3 separate regions of the Homo sapiens genome follow, and regions 2 and 3 are each linked to region 1. A link is a loop called in an ENCODE intact Hi-C map of the cell type or tissue named here. Cell type or tissue: heart left ventricle. All regions are shown on one strand. Region 1 overlaps MEF2A (myocyte enhancer factor 2A). Region 2 overlaps LRRC28 (leucine rich repeat containing 28). Region 3 overlaps LRRC28 (leucine rich repeat containing 28).

Region 1 (5,000 bases):
TTATGGAGAAAAGGAGCAAAAATGTTTCTTTTTTTTTTTTTTTTTGGACGGAGTCTCACTCTGTCACCCAGGCTGGAGTGCAGTGGCGTGATCTCAGCTCACTGTAACCTCTGCCGCCCGGGTTCAAGCAATTCTCCTGCCTCAGTCTCCTGAGTAGCTGGGATTATAGGCACCTGCCACCGCACCTGGCTAATTTTTGTAGTTTTAGTAGAGACAAGGTTTCACCATCTTGGCCAGGCTGGTCTTGAACTCCTGACGTGAGCCACCGTGCCCAGCCTTATTTCTTTTCTTTACATGACTTATGAATTCATTTCTCCTTCAGTCTCATTTTCTTCAAATATGTGGTTTTTCTCCATTGAAGTCATTTTATTCACATGAAAATATATTTGCAAATGATAAACATATATAAAACTGGTATTTAAAACTCATGTATTTATTAACAAATGTTTGTGTTCCTGTTGTTTTATAACTGCTAGCTCCTGCGGGAAATAAAACATACAGCAGTTTCTTTCTGCCAAGAAGCAGAATTCAGTAGGAGATAGATAACATGTATCACCAGGTGGGGTAATAGTAGGGTGATTAAGATACAGAGTTACAAGTACAGAGTTGATATTCTCACAGTTCCAAATACAGATCGATAGCATGATGAGGAACCCCTTTTAAATACTGTTGCAGTAGCATGACTATGTATAAGAGGCCAGCATGAGAGCAGACCAAGTTGGGGTAGGAGGGTGTCTTTGAATACTGGCCCTAGAGAATTTAAAATAATTTTTCTAGTCTTTTGAAAACTCAACAAGTAGAGACAAGTAATTTATATTTCTATCTGTTGTGTATATAATCGTCTCTTTAGAGTTCCAGACAGCTGCTAGTGTCCAAATATGTTTTTTCTAAAGAAATATTTTGTTTGTGAGTACCAACAGTCTTAGTAACTCTCTTATCCCTCTTATGTGCTGAGTACAGTCGGAGGAAGAGGAATTGGAGTTGGTGAGTGTGGGTTTCTGCTTGAAGGAAGTTGAAAAAGATGTAGAAAGTACTAATTCTCTTACGTGTTGTTATCTAACCAATGTTCCCTTTGTTACACAAATTTTTTTAAACACTATTCAAACACTTTGAATAAAGCAATCTACTGGTACTACAGACTCTAGTTTTTCTATTTATAATTGTATGTGTTGACCCATTTTATTTGTTGGAGGGAACATTGGAATAGAGCCTTTAAAAACAGTAGCTGTCCATGAGCATAGGATACTTGTTAATTTTTTTTTTAAGGAAAGATACAAAATACCTTATATAGCTCTCCAAATTATTGAAATATTTTTAGAAAATGACTTCACCCTCGAAGTTCCTCAGATTGTAACACACGATGTTGTGTTGTTTCTCTTTCAAAAAGATTACATCATTTTTGGTGAGGTCACCTTTTTCAGCGTTGGAATTATTTCATCCTGCATGATACAGCCTGAACCACAAGGGGGTTCCCTGTTTACTAAAAGGAATGTCTGTAATTGAATGTGTATATAAGTTTACTTTTCTATCAGAAGGCGCTCTTTTCTTAAAAGCAACTATTGCCCTTTTTCCAAAACAAACGTTTTCTGTTGGCTTTTCCTCTAGAAAATAAACTTGACTAAAAGCAGCTTGCAGTTGATCTATTTCTTCTTTAGGAACTAAAACCAAAACCTCACAGGAGTCATCATATAATTTCAAAGTCAGCTGCTAATTAAAGGACTTTAAGGGGAATAAAAACTTGAAAATGTTTCTTAGCATGGACAAAGGTTAAGAGTGCATGAAAGCATGGGGGAGGAAGGCATCCGTTGGTTTTAATATTCCATGTTTATGCATGCTGGTGTGTTTTGCACAGTTTGTTTTCTTTTCAAAGAAGGTTATCTGTTCCCCTTAAAATACGAGATTGTTCTTTATTTAGCTTTGTGATCACTCACAGTTTTGGGTGTAGTTTTGTATTGGCCAACTGAAATATTCTAGTCAGCTGTAAATGTTTTGAATTATATTATGAATATCTTTTGGAGAAACACTTTACTTAATGATACCATAATGATCAGTAAATGAGAGTTTATAATTCAAGCTAAAATAATTCACCTTAGGTTAGACCTCACTGTTCAAGGAGTTGTGAATGCGTCCATGAATTATCTAGCACTATACTGCCCTCTTGTGGTTCTGAAAATCACTCACTCTTGTAGAACTCAGTGCCGTTGAGATGAGGAGCTTAGATGAGTGGAACTAGTGTTTGAAGTCTTCACTGCTTTTGAAGACATGCCAGGAGATTGCATGAAGATGATGCCATGGAGTAGGTAGGGTCCAGGCCAAACTATGTCATACTGTATTCTTTCACCTAGTGATTGGACTTATGAAGTTCCAGACTAAATATTAAAGAAGAAATTAAGTCCAAAGTAGATCTCTATCTCGAAAAGTCATTAAATTTATAAACTTGATGCTGAGACTAAAATATATTCCGAACTGGCATACATTGATTTTCCACATTCCTCAGAGTACATCTGTAATTACAGAACCTCAGAGATAAATATATTAGGTCCTTGAAGACTTTAAAATACATACCTAAAAACTTATAAACAGCCATTTATATTATTTAAAACTTAATCAATTAAAAATGCAGAACTTTATGTGCCAGAACCAAAATATAATCAGAAGCACAGTCCGTTACAACTTAGAAAGTTGTTCAGCTTGCCTTGAGCTCTAAAGTATAATTGTGGATGACTCTGATCCGAAGTGCAGAAGGACAGGTGCCCTGGGGCCTGCACTAAAGACTGTACTGTTAAGACCAGCGACAGATTCCTTTAGAAGCCGAGCAATACTAGAACAACTTGACTTCATGAAAGCTGCAGTAGACTAGGCTATGGATTAGAAGGAATAAAAATATGTATCTTTTTTCCCACCAGTTATATAGAAATTTGGGACAGAGGGTTTCTTAGGACAATAAGGATATTATCTTATATTTGTGTAGTACTTCAGTTATGAAAGCACTTCTGACATAGTAACCTCATTTGATTCTCACAGTAGCTGTGCAAGGCAGCCAGGACAAAGATTGCTATATCTTCTTTATTTGACAATGAAGAAGTTCAGAGAGGTCAAATTATTTTCCCAATGCCTAGGAAATGGTGAATCTGGGACAGAAACTCAGGCAATACATCCACATCCACATGATCTTTCTCACATCTTCTAACCTAGGTTAGAAAGTAGAAATTAAAAAGAAATAAACTGAGATCAGGATCCTCATCGAATGTTTGTAAGTGTCTACATCTAGCCAAAGGCCTTTTTGTCTGATGTACCCTTTTGAAAATTGTGATAGAGAAAATGGAATCACATTCTAACTCTTCATAATCTCAAAGGCACTGAATTATACTTTACTGATTTGGCTCAGACCCCCGAATGTCAGTTATCAGGCTGTAACATAATTTATAAAAAACAAATAGAGTTGTGCTGTGGCTTTCTTATGTGCTAGTGACACAGAGTCTGTTGTGTTCCTCTGATCTTTGATTTTCAAAAACCGTTACCTTAAGCCAGTTTGGCGAGAAACTGCTTCTGTCGTACTCCTACACGTTAAGGACAATGACTGTCTTAGACTAACTGGATTATTTAATAGTTGAATTTTTTTTATCCATTCCCAGCATGGATAGGATGCTACACAGATGCATCCAGTTGGCAAAAAGCATTTAATATTGCTCTTCCACTGCCCTGTCGGCAGTACTTGATTCAAAATTCTCTACTCAAAGCCTCTGCTACAGAAGGCCAGGGGACTATGAAGGGATACATGTCCGAATCTGTTGTTAAAAAATAGGTCAACTGCATGATTGGAGAGAAAGAAATAAGAATACAAGCTGCACCCAATAAGCCATGACTTCAAACCGTGTTAACACGTAAATAATACCGCAAAGAAAAGTAGTTTTGATTCCTATACTCATAGACGTACAATCCCTATATATACAGATGACCTTTGCCATCATCAGGTATTTAAAACCTACACATACTTCATTTAGGGGAGTCTGACAGTATTTGTAGTGGCATCAAGTCCTCATTTTGTGCAACAAATAGAAGTGCTAATGCCTGTAACAGAAGTTCCTATTTTAACGTGGGGTGTCTGACACTAATCAACTATTTTAAAAGAATTAATGTAAAAATAGGACCCTTCAAATTAAATATTTAGTTATTCTCACTAGTATTTTTGAAGTTTTCACATCATCAGTGCTTCAGAAAATGACATTCATATGAAACTGTGAAAAATGTCACTTAAATTGAAAGTGATTTTTAAGTCAACATAAATACCACATCAGAACACATTTTCTCTTTTTTGATCTCACAGAATACCCAGAGGATCAGTAGTTCTCAAGCCACTCAACCTCTTGCTACCCCAGTCGTGTCTGTGACAACCCCAAGCTTGCCTCCGCAAGGACTTGTGTACTCAGCAATGCCGACTGCCTACAACACTGGTGAGCCTGCTCTGGTGCCTTCCGTAGGTTTTACCGCTCTCTGTTTTGTGATCAACGTGTGCTTCTGTGATTTTTTTTAAGTATATTTATTGAAATAAACTATTTCCAGTTTTTTAGATTTAAATTAGGATGTATTTTTCAATGTGCTAGCCTTGAAAAAATTACAAACAAAATGGATAGTGTGGATAGTGCGATGAGTAAGTTATTCCGGCTTCTCCAGTGTGAACTTTCACTTAACCCCTGACACAAAGCCACGTGGATGATAGCAAAATGGTGACATGCATCAAGCCAAGAGGGGAGCAGCCTGTTGCTTGAGTATTGCTGATGTAGTTTCTCTTCATACAGTATCACGCTTTTCCAGGCTTTTAAAATAAGATGTTTGTCTTTATGCTGTGTTAACCTGCTTTGGGAAAGACATGAATCCCTTTGGACCTGAGACTTCAGGAGGTGGCCGACGTTTGGCTGTGTCGAACAGGCTGTTTTCCTCCCTGTAACCACTAGCTTGGTCCATGTCATGTGCACCTGAGGGGCAAAACAAGGGCTGTT
Region 2 (5,000 bases), 400 kb before region 1:
TGGATCTGCTGACATCTCTGCTCCTGACGTAATCTGAAAGAGAATTAAAGCCCGGCAGAGCTGTTTGATGACTTTTTTAAATTTCAGAAGTTTGGCATTCTTCACTTTAGTATGAATTTACAAGACTAATATTAGTGACTTAGTGTTTTTTTTTCTTAATAACAGCAGGTTTTGTGGAAGTCATGTTATTTTCTTATATATTTAGGTTGTAGCATGAATCCATTTTTCTTAAATGAGATAGTTTTTACTGTAATTTCATAGTCATTATAAGATGTTGAAATAATTAAAAAGTATTCTGAGAAAAAAATGCTGAAAGATATATATGGATGTTTATAGTAATGTAAAGTCTTAGAATTTTTATCTATTTTTACCTAGTTTTAAAATATAAATGCATATTTTTCTGAAGGAAAGTACAAGTCTCATATATAAAATTAAAATTTTAATTATTAAAATATTCAATTGAGTAATCAAATAATACTTATAATTTTTTTGTTTACAGGCTATGAAAATAGTGTTTAATCTAAAGCAGAACAAATGTACATTGGAAAATATTTTTAAAGGTATGCACAATTGGCCGGGCACCATGGCTCATGCCTGTAATCCCAGCACTTTGGGAGGCCGATGTGGGTGGATCACTTGAGGTCAGGAGTTTGAGACCAGCCTGGCCAACATGGTGAACCCTGCTTCTACTAAAAATACAAAAATTAGCTGGATGTGATGGTGTGCACCTGTAATCCCAGCCCCTCAGGAAGCTGAGGCATGAGAATCGCTTGAACCCAAGAGGCGGAGGCTGCAGTGAGCCAAGATTGTGCCACTGCACTCCAGCCTGGGTGACAGAGTGAGACCCTGTCTAAGAAAATAAAATAAAATAAAAAGTGTGCACAGTTATGCACATTGTTGCATATATGTCCTGAACCAAAATTATGATTTCTGTGGTGCTATTCTTCTTTTACTTGATATCTCTAGGAGACTGAATACTACATGTTCAAAAATGTGAGATAATTTTTCTGTACAGCTCTGTGTACATAATCAGTGAAGGAAGAATCACCATTACTGTTTTATATACACAGGGTGTTGTCTTGCAGTATTTTTATCCATCAGAGGAGCTGCTCTTGTTCAGAGATAAATTTCTGTAACTCATTCTCTTTAAGTGAGAAGATCCAATAGCATAGTTGAATATGTATTTTACAAAGACCAAATCCCTAAATTATTTAGCAATCTAAGAGTCAAATATTTGTATTGTTTTTAAGTGCATGTTATATTAAATATAGACTATAGAATACTATTTTTTAAAGGGAAATGAACATTTTAACCTTTTTCTTTTGAGACTCTTAATAAAATCAGCTTCATAAATCAGAGTTACTAATAATTTTATCTATTCTGTACTTCTTAATTTTTTCCTAAATTACCAACCACCATATCTATTTTATTTGAATATTCTTGGTTTGCTTATGATATCCTGTGAAATTGCATTTGAACTTTATAGATAAAACTATTTAAGTCTCCCACAACGGAATTCCATGGAACTTTAAGTACTATAAACTTTCAATAAGGCAAAAGCCTATAAAATTATTGTTACTTGATCCCTCTGTGTCTCCATTTTCTTATCCAATGTGGTAGGTAAATTTTAACATGGTGGATTCTGATATTCATTCTACCATTAAAACTCAACATTTTTAAATTTATACTAGCTCTAGCAGGTTTGATTTTATGGAGGACTTAAAATGATGCCTTTGAAAATTTGCTTCTGCTGCTAAAAGAGGTGACATAATAGGGTGTGAGAGTTTACATATTACCAGTGTTTGTTTCCTATCCGTAGTTTAAATTTCTAACTACTTCTAAATCAGAAACATATGTAAAATTATGATATATAATGGTATGACAAGAAAGAGAACCTGTATTTCCTTATCCCCAGGGCATTATCTATACTGATTTACAATGTGTGTTCCATACATCACTTTTTTTTTTCTACATACCACTCTTAAATGTCATCTAAATAATATCTTCTTAAACTTTATAACAATGTCAATAATTTTGTTCTTGGCGTGAGTTAATAATTTTTTTTTTTTTTTGAGACGGAGTCTTGCTCTGTTGCCCAGGCTGGAGTGCAGAGGCGCGATCTCAGCTCACTGCAAGCTCCACCTCCCGGGTTCACACCATTCTCCTGCCTCAGCCTCCTGAGTAGCTGGGACCACAGGTGCCCGCCACCATGCCTGGCTAATTTTTTTGTATTTTTAGTAGAGATGGGGTTTCATCGTGTTAGCCAGGATGGTCTCGATCTCCTGACCTCATGATCTGCCCGCCTCGGCCTCCCAAAGTGCTGGGATTACAGGCTTGAGCCACCGCACCTGGCCAAGTTAATAATTTTTTAAGCTATTGATTTTCTTTGTGTGGGTGTGTGTTTTTGTTTTTGTTTTTGTTTTTTTTGAGATGGGCAATAAGTTTCACTCTTGTTGCCCAGGCTGGAGTGCAATGGCGCAATCTTGGCTCACTGCAACCTCTGCCTCCCCGGTTCAAGCAATTCTCCTGCCTCAGCTTCCCAAGTAGCTGGGATTACAGGCATGTGCCACCAAGCTATTGATTTTTTAACAGCTTTATTGAAGTGCAATTTATATGCCATAAAATTCATCATTTTACATGTACAGTTAATTAACTTTATTCAATGTCCACAGTTTAGGAACCCTCAATACAATCTAGTTTTAGAAGACTTCCGTCATTGCAAAAAGTTCCCTGGTGCCTGTTTATTGCTAGCCTTTGTTCTCACCCGCAGTCAACCACTGATCTTGCTTTTTGTCTCTATAGTTTTGACTTTCCAGAAATTTCATGTAAATGTACATAACCTCATGTTTTAGTAGTTTAAATGTATATAACCTCATCTTTTATTGCTTAGTAATGTTTTATTGTATGGATGTGCCATATTTGGTTTATTCATCAGTTGTTTATTTAGGCTGTCTCCAGTTTGGGCTGTTAGGAATAATGTTGCTATGAACATTTGTGTACAGGCTTTTTGTAGGCATATGTTTTCTTTTCTCTTGGATAAATACCTAAGAGTAGAATTGCTGGATGTATTTTTAACTTTGAAAGAAACTGCCAAACTGTTTTCCAAAGTGGCTGTACCATTTTACATTCCCACTAGCAGTGTATGAGGGTTCCAGTTCCTCAACCTTGCCAGCATTTGGTATCTTCAGTCTTTTTTATGGTAGCTATTCTAGTTGCTGTATAGTGGCATCTCATTGTGTGTTAAATTTGCATTTCACTAATAACTAAAGATTAAGCACCTTTTCATGTGTCTATTTGCCATCTCTTTGGCAAATATTAACTATGCCTATCTTTTGGCCATTTTTAAATTGAGTTGTTTATTTTCTTATTATTGTATTGTAAGAGTTCTTTATGTATACTGGTGTTAATGGATAATTTTCATAAAAAAGCTAAGATCGTGATGCCCATACAGATATAAAAAATTTAAAATGTGGCAAAGCTTTTATTTAACTTATTAATGAGTAAATTGATAAGGTGTTATAACAAGTTCAAGGAGAATCCCTAGAACACACACATTCATAGATCAAGAATATAAAAACGGCCTGGGCACGGTGGCTCATGCCTACAATCCTAGCACTTTGGGAGGCCGAGGTGGGAGGATCACTTGAGGTCAGGAGTTTGAGATCAGCCTGGCCAACATGGTGAAACTCCGTCTCTACTAAAAATACAAAAATTAGCTGGGCGTGGTGGTGCATGCCTGTAATCCCAGCTACTCAGGAGGCTGAGGCAGGAGAATCGCATGAATCCGGGAGGTGGAGGTTGCAGTGAGATGAGATCTCGCTATTGCACTCCAGCCTGGGGGACAAGAGTAAAACTCCATTGCAAAAAAAAAAAGAATATAAATGAATATTCAAATGGAGGCAAAGCTAGTTTTCTCAACAAAGACAGAGCATTGTCCCCCCCACTGGATGTAATTTATGTATGTGTTTATAAACAAGAATTGTTTACATTGTTATCAGTTATCTGTAGTTTACAGAATTGTAAAATTGCTGTCAGAGACTCAGTATCAGATAACCTGTACGGATATACTAGGGACCGAGGTTAGAAAACTCTGACCTGTGGGCCAAGTCTAGCACTTCATCTGATTTAGTAAATAAAGTTTTTTTGGAATACAGCCATGTCCATTCGTTTACATATTGTCTCTGGCTGCTTTTATGCTGCAGTGGCAGAGTTGAGTAGTTGTGACAATGACCATATGGTTTGCAAAAACGATTTACATAAATAGCCCTTTACAGCAAGGTTGTCAACTTTTGTCAACCCCTGTGATTATCTGGATACAAGTCATTTATCAGATATATGATTTGCAAATATTTTTTCTCAGTCTGCGGTTTGTGTATTTTTTTAATTGGGGTGTCTTTTGAAGAGCAAAACTTATTTTTCCTTTTTCCGGCACTCCATTCATTTATATATATTCCTTTTCTTTTTTCTTTTTTTTTCAAGACAGGGTCTTACTCTGTCACCCAGGCTGGGGTGCAGTGATGTGATCTCCGCTCACTGCAACCTCTGCCTCCTGGGTTAAAGTGATTCTTGTGCCTCAGTCTCCTGAGTAGCTGGGATTACAGGTGTGCACCAACACGCCCGGCTCATTTATTTATTTATTTATTTTTGTATTTTTAGTAGAGACGGGGTTTCACCGTGTTGGCCAGGCTGGTCTTGAACTCCTGACCTCAAGTGACCCACCTGCCTGTGCCTCTCAAAGTGCTGGGATTACAGGCATGAGCCACCGTGCCCAGCCTTATATATATTTCTTTATGTGTGTATAGGTAGCAATGTTAACAAGAATGAGGGTCTGAAAGACTATTTATTAAAGTGATCTATGGGGATCACGACCCTATTCAGTATAATTTTTAATCATTTGATCTATTTCTTGCTTTTATTTTTATTTATGTAAAAATACAGCTTTAGCCTTGCTTCTCTCATTTTGTTGGGCCTCCACAACAATGTGCCTCTTTTCAACAATA
Region 3 (5,000 bases), 420 kb before region 1:
CAGGATTGGCAACACTCTGTTATCTTTTTTTAAAGATACATTTATTCAGCGTCATGATCACACTACTATATTTAGCAATCAACAGCATGAGTGCAAAAAAAAAAATCTACATTAAAACCCTTTGTTGGACTGCTTTACACTTTCCACAGAACAGAAACTAAAATAATACAGTTATTCACAAATACAGTCCTCGAGTTTTTTGCCCATATACATGAGTATTTGTCTAAACCATGTCTTCTTTGTAGCAGGTAGGCCCTGCCACCACTGTGCTTGGCTGAGTTCACAAAACTGTTGTAACCTGTAGCTTCCCTGTCACTTCTCTTGCTCTCCTTTCCTGCTAAGCTTTGTTTCCTGGCAGTAATTAAAATCTTCTGACACTGCCATAGCTGCTGCTGCTACTGGAACTGGCATAGCCACTTTGGTTTCATGGTTTGGCCAAGTATTGGACTCCACCCCCATAGGAGCCAGAGCTTCTGCCACCATTGTCCTCCCTTCATGGGTTCAAAATTTGAAGACTGACTATTGCAATTGTCAAAATCATTGTAGCTTCCACCACTTCCAGAATTGCTTCCATCATTACCAAATCCATTGTAGCCATCCCCACTGCCACCATATCTACCATCACCATGGCTGCCACCAAACCCATCATGACTGCTGAAGTTTCCTCCACGACCAAAGTTGTCATTCCCATCAAAACCACCTCCACGACCACCATCAAAATTTCCAGAATCACTTCAGCCTCTTTGGCTGGATGAAGCACTAGCCATCTCTTGGCTTTGATGGGGCTTTCCTGACTTCACAGTTGTGGCCATTCACATTATGGTATTTCTGAGTGACAGTCTTATCCACGAAGTCATGGTCATCAAAGGTTACAAAATCAAAGCCCCTTTTCTTGTCACTGCCTCAGTCAGTCATGATTTCAATCACTTCAATTTTTCCATACTGTTCAAAATAATCTTAGGTAATGTTCTTCAGTGTCTTCTTTAATGTCATCAACAAATATCTTTTTCACAGTTAAGTAGGCACCTGGTCTTTGAGAATCTTCTCTTGAGACAGCTGTCTTTAGTCCCACAACTCTTCTGTCCACCTTGTGTGGCTTTGCATTCATGGCTGCATCCACCTCCTCCGCAGTGGTATAGTGACAAACCCAAAGCCCCTGGCGTGCTTGGTGTTGGGATCTCCCATGACCACACAGTCCGTGAGCGTTCCCCATTGCTCAGAGTGACTCCTCAGGCTCTCATCGGTTGTTTCAAAGCTCAGGCCTCCAATGAAGAGCTTCCTCAGCTGTTCGGGCTCTTTAGGAGACTGACTTAGACTTGACGGCAGGGGGAGGAGAGACTTTAACGATGCTTCCTCAGCAGCATCCATGGGCAGCCACTGTGTACTATTTCATACAGCATCTTGATTATATGTAGATAATATTTTAAAGTCTGTTTGAAAAATTCTAATCATAATAGTGGGTACTTTAGTTCATATTTTGATTTGGACATTTTAACGTCTTTTTTATAGGTGGAACTTGAATTGAGGCAAGTATTTTGTTGAAAAAAATTTTTTTAATCAGTTCTCTATTTTGATTTAGGTATTCCTTCCTAAAATTAATGTTTAAAGAGTATTGATTTCATATACAGAAAGCAAGGAATGAAATGTATCATAGAGTAAATGGTGGGCTTATTTAAATTGTGTTATACCCAGCAGGTTAGTTAACCTTCTACAAAATTGATTTAATTCAACATAAAATAATCTTCATAAAATTATCAATTTTCTGTCTTATTTTGTGTTTATTGACATTTTAATATTCAATATTAGACTTTAAGAATGCAGAAGAAAACTTCTGAATTCTATTTAAAAGTACTTTATAAATTTTTTGTTTGTTTGTTTGTTTTTGTTTTTGAGACGGAGTCTCACTCTGTTGCCCAGGCTGGAGTGCAGTGGCACAATCGCGGCTCACTGCAACCTCCGCCTCCCAGGTTCAAGCAGTTCTCCTGCCTCAGTCTCCCAAGTAGCTGGGACTACAGATGCACGCCACCACGCCTGGCTAATTTTTTTGTATTTTAGTAGAGATGGGGTTTCACCTTGTTGCTCAGGCTGGTCGCGAACTCCTGAGGTCAGGCAATCCGCCCTCCTTGCCTCCCAAAGTGCTGGGATTACAGGCGTGAGCCACCGCGCCCGGCCATAAAGATTTATTTTTAAAGTACAATAAATAAAACCATAGGTTTTTACTAAAATCTTGTTCTCTTGTCTCTAAATCAATGATATAAATTTATTTTCTTAAATTATTGTTGTGTGATCTCCAGCATTCACTTGTTTTGCTCTGAATAGTTGGTTACTGATTGCAGGAAGTCTCCACCAGAGTGTGCTAAAGACACTGTAGTGGGAAAATTGTTACTTAGGCTTGTCTAGACTTCTCAGCCTCTGTGAAAAAGATTTTTTAAGAGAAGCATTTGATTTCTTGTTACAAAATTTCTTTTGCCATGAAATAAATTCTGTACCTCGACAGTTGAGTATTTCTACAGACACTGTAAATGATATTTAATCTGTTGTTGGTTCTCCGTATGCATGCTAGCTAGAAATATCTTTATTTTGTGAAGTTATTTTTTAGAAACGAAAAGTTCATCTTCCTTTACACAATAGGTGTTGATTTTTCTTCACACAGTAAGTATATTTTTTAAAGCCTGAATAAAATGAACTGGAAAAACTAGTAATTTGTGTTATGAAGTTAAAAAGACCTTATAGTTTATCCATTATGTATGCTTTTATTTTAAAATAACAACTAAATCAGTAAATAGATTTAATATTTGCAATTCTGGTACAAAATATTTTTCTCAAAGTATTATTAGTTAGCTGTGATAACCATTATTGTATGTTGATGCATTAGAGTAGGGTGCAAAAGTTGTGGCCTATTTATATTTGATAAATTTCTAAGTGAGCATTTTATAAACTGATTATCTGGCAAAAGTACTTAATGATAATGGCTGTTTTTTTTCTTTTTCCTTCCTAGATACCTGCACTCAAATAACATAGTTGTGGTTCCGGAAGGTATGTTTAACTTAAAAATTTTAGTTAGAAGATAATATAATTTAAGCTTTGCTTTATAAATAGATCAAATTTTATTTTTAAGACACCTTTAATTTTTTAGCTTCAAAACTTTTTTCTTCTAATAAGTCCAGTTAAGAACTATAATTAAATAAATCTAAAATGGTTATAATGGTTAGGTAAACTATTGTTGGATAAATTGCTATTAGGTAGATAATAAGTTGTAAATTTAATAAATCTAGTTAAGAATTCTGGTCAGATAAAAAAAGCCCTGTGTATCATTTCTTGATTTATTTTAGTCTTAATGTTTTTATTTGTGCTGTATTTTAAGTTATATTTTATCTTGAGCTGGAAGTATTTATCACTTTCATGAACTTAGTTTGATCTGTGTTTTTACTATTTTGTGAGCAACTGAGACAAGGAAATTAAGTAGTAAAATATTTTAACTTGGAATACTTGCTTTAAAGATTTGATGTAATACTTGAGTCAAATTCATTTTGCCTTCTCCTTTTCTCTTTGAAGCCATTGGGTCTCTTGTAAAACTCCAATGTCTGGATCTTAGTGACAATGCCTTAGAAATTGTTTGCCCAGAAATTGGTCGTCTGAGAGCTTTACGTCATCTTCGATTAGCTAATAACCAACTGCAATTCCTACCTCCAGGTAATCATAGTCTCTAGCACACTATAGTTTCTTGTCTATTATAAATCTGTATTCATATTTCTCACTCTATGTCTAGGCAATGAGCTGTAGATGTATTTATAAGTATTTGTCCATTTGTTTGAAGATGAAACTAAAGAATGGGTGAAATATTACTAAGAGTCTTTTTTGTGATGCAAATGTAAGAAGGTAGAATTTATATTTTAGATATAGCTACAATTACTACAATTGTGCATTGCATCCAATATCCCTTTGAATCACTGCTCTGGCAAAATATTTGTACAAAGAGTTACTTCAGTTCTGAATTTCACATAAGAGAATTTAGGTGAACTTTGCGTGATATAATCATTTTACTATCCAAAAGTCAAATGCATACAATGTTTTCTCTCTTACTCTCTAGTGAGGTAACTAATGTACATTAACTTTTTTTTTTTTTTTTTTTTTTTTTTTTTGAGATAGAGTCTTGCCCTGTCGTCAGGCTGGAGTGCAGTGGCACAATCTCAGCTCACTGTAATCTCTGCCTCCCAGGTTCAAGCGATTCTCCTGCCTCAGCCTCCTGAGTAGCTGAGATTACAGGCGCGTGCCACCACACCCAGCTAATTTTTGTATTTTTGGTAGAGATAGGGTTTCACCATGTTGCCCAGGGTGGTTTCAATCTCCTGACCTTGTGATCCACCTGCCTTGGCCTCCCAAAGTTCTGGGATTACAGGCATGAGCCACCGTGCCTGGTTGACTTTTTTTTTCTGTTTTTAACAGAGTCTCACTCTGTTGCCCAGGCTCTAGTGCAGTGGCGTGATCTCGGCTCACTGCAGCCTCCGCCTCCCGGGTTCAAGTGATTCCCATGCCTCAGCCTTCCAAGTAGCTTGGACTACAGGCACGTGAAGCCATGCCTGGCTAATTTTTGTATTTTTTGTAGAGACAGGGTTTTGCCATGTTGGCTAGGCTAGTCTCAAACTCCTGACGTCAAGTGATCCACCTGCCTCAGCCTCCCAAAGTGTTGGGATTATAGGTGTGAGCCACCATGCCTGACCTAGTATGTTAACTTTGATTTTAAAAGGAATCATACTAAAATTTAGTAGAACAATTTAAATTTGAGCCTTAGGATTTTCAGTTCTGCCTGATGAACATGTAAATAAATTATGAATGTGCCTTATAGATAGGCAGTACTAAAATCTTGCATTTTATTGAGAGCCACCATTAAACCCTTTGATTTCTTGGGAGGAGCATCCAGAGACCTTGCTTTGTGAATCCACGTATTAGCAAATTCCACTGTCATATATGGTTTCCTATATTAAAAAAAGATAGATAAT

What was found. Peaks named below come from ENCODE experiments on the same cell type or tissue, not always from the same donor. Only the 100,000 strongest peaks of a DNase experiment are listed, where the experiment ranks them.
Region 2: it touches region 1 in a loop (5-fold over the local background); 3 of 110 quality-filtered maps call a loop at or near these places.
Region 3: a loop joins it to region 1, with 17 times the contacts of the local background. A loop is called at or near these places in 89 of 110 quality-filtered maps.

The regions. Positions count from the first base shown.
Region 1 is chr15:99,702,402-99,707,401 of GRCh38, forward strand. MEF2A (myocyte enhancer factor 2A) reads left to right here. Exons shown (of 12, transcript NM_001319206.4): 9 at 961-984; 10 at 4,328-4,454. Among named protein-coding and RNA genes, the nearest start is that of LYSMD4, 29 kb to the right of the region's middle. In heart left ventricle, CTCF peaks have their summits at 1,463 (motif pointing right) and 2,163 (motif pointing left); no DNase peak of the experiment used is centred here; H3K4me3 peaks cover 402 bases; H3K27ac peaks cover 3,111 bases.
Region 2 is chr15:99,299,973-99,304,972 of GRCh38, forward strand. All of the region lies in intron 5 of LRRC28 (leucine rich repeat containing 28), which reads left to right. Among named protein-coding and RNA genes, the nearest start is that of LRRC28, 51 kb to the left of the region's middle. In heart left ventricle, no CTCF peak of the experiment used is centred here; no DNase peak of the experiment used is centred here.
Region 3 is chr15:99,284,259-99,289,258 of GRCh38, forward strand. It overlaps LRRC28 (leucine rich repeat containing 28), which reads left to right. Exons shown (of 10, transcript NM_144598.5): 4 at 2,999-3,036; 5 at 3,556-3,693. It also overlaps the pseudogene HNRNPA1P62. Among named protein-coding and RNA genes, the nearest start is that of LRRC28, 35 kb to the left of the region's middle. In heart left ventricle, a CTCF peak has its summit at 2,344; no DNase peak of the experiment used is centred here.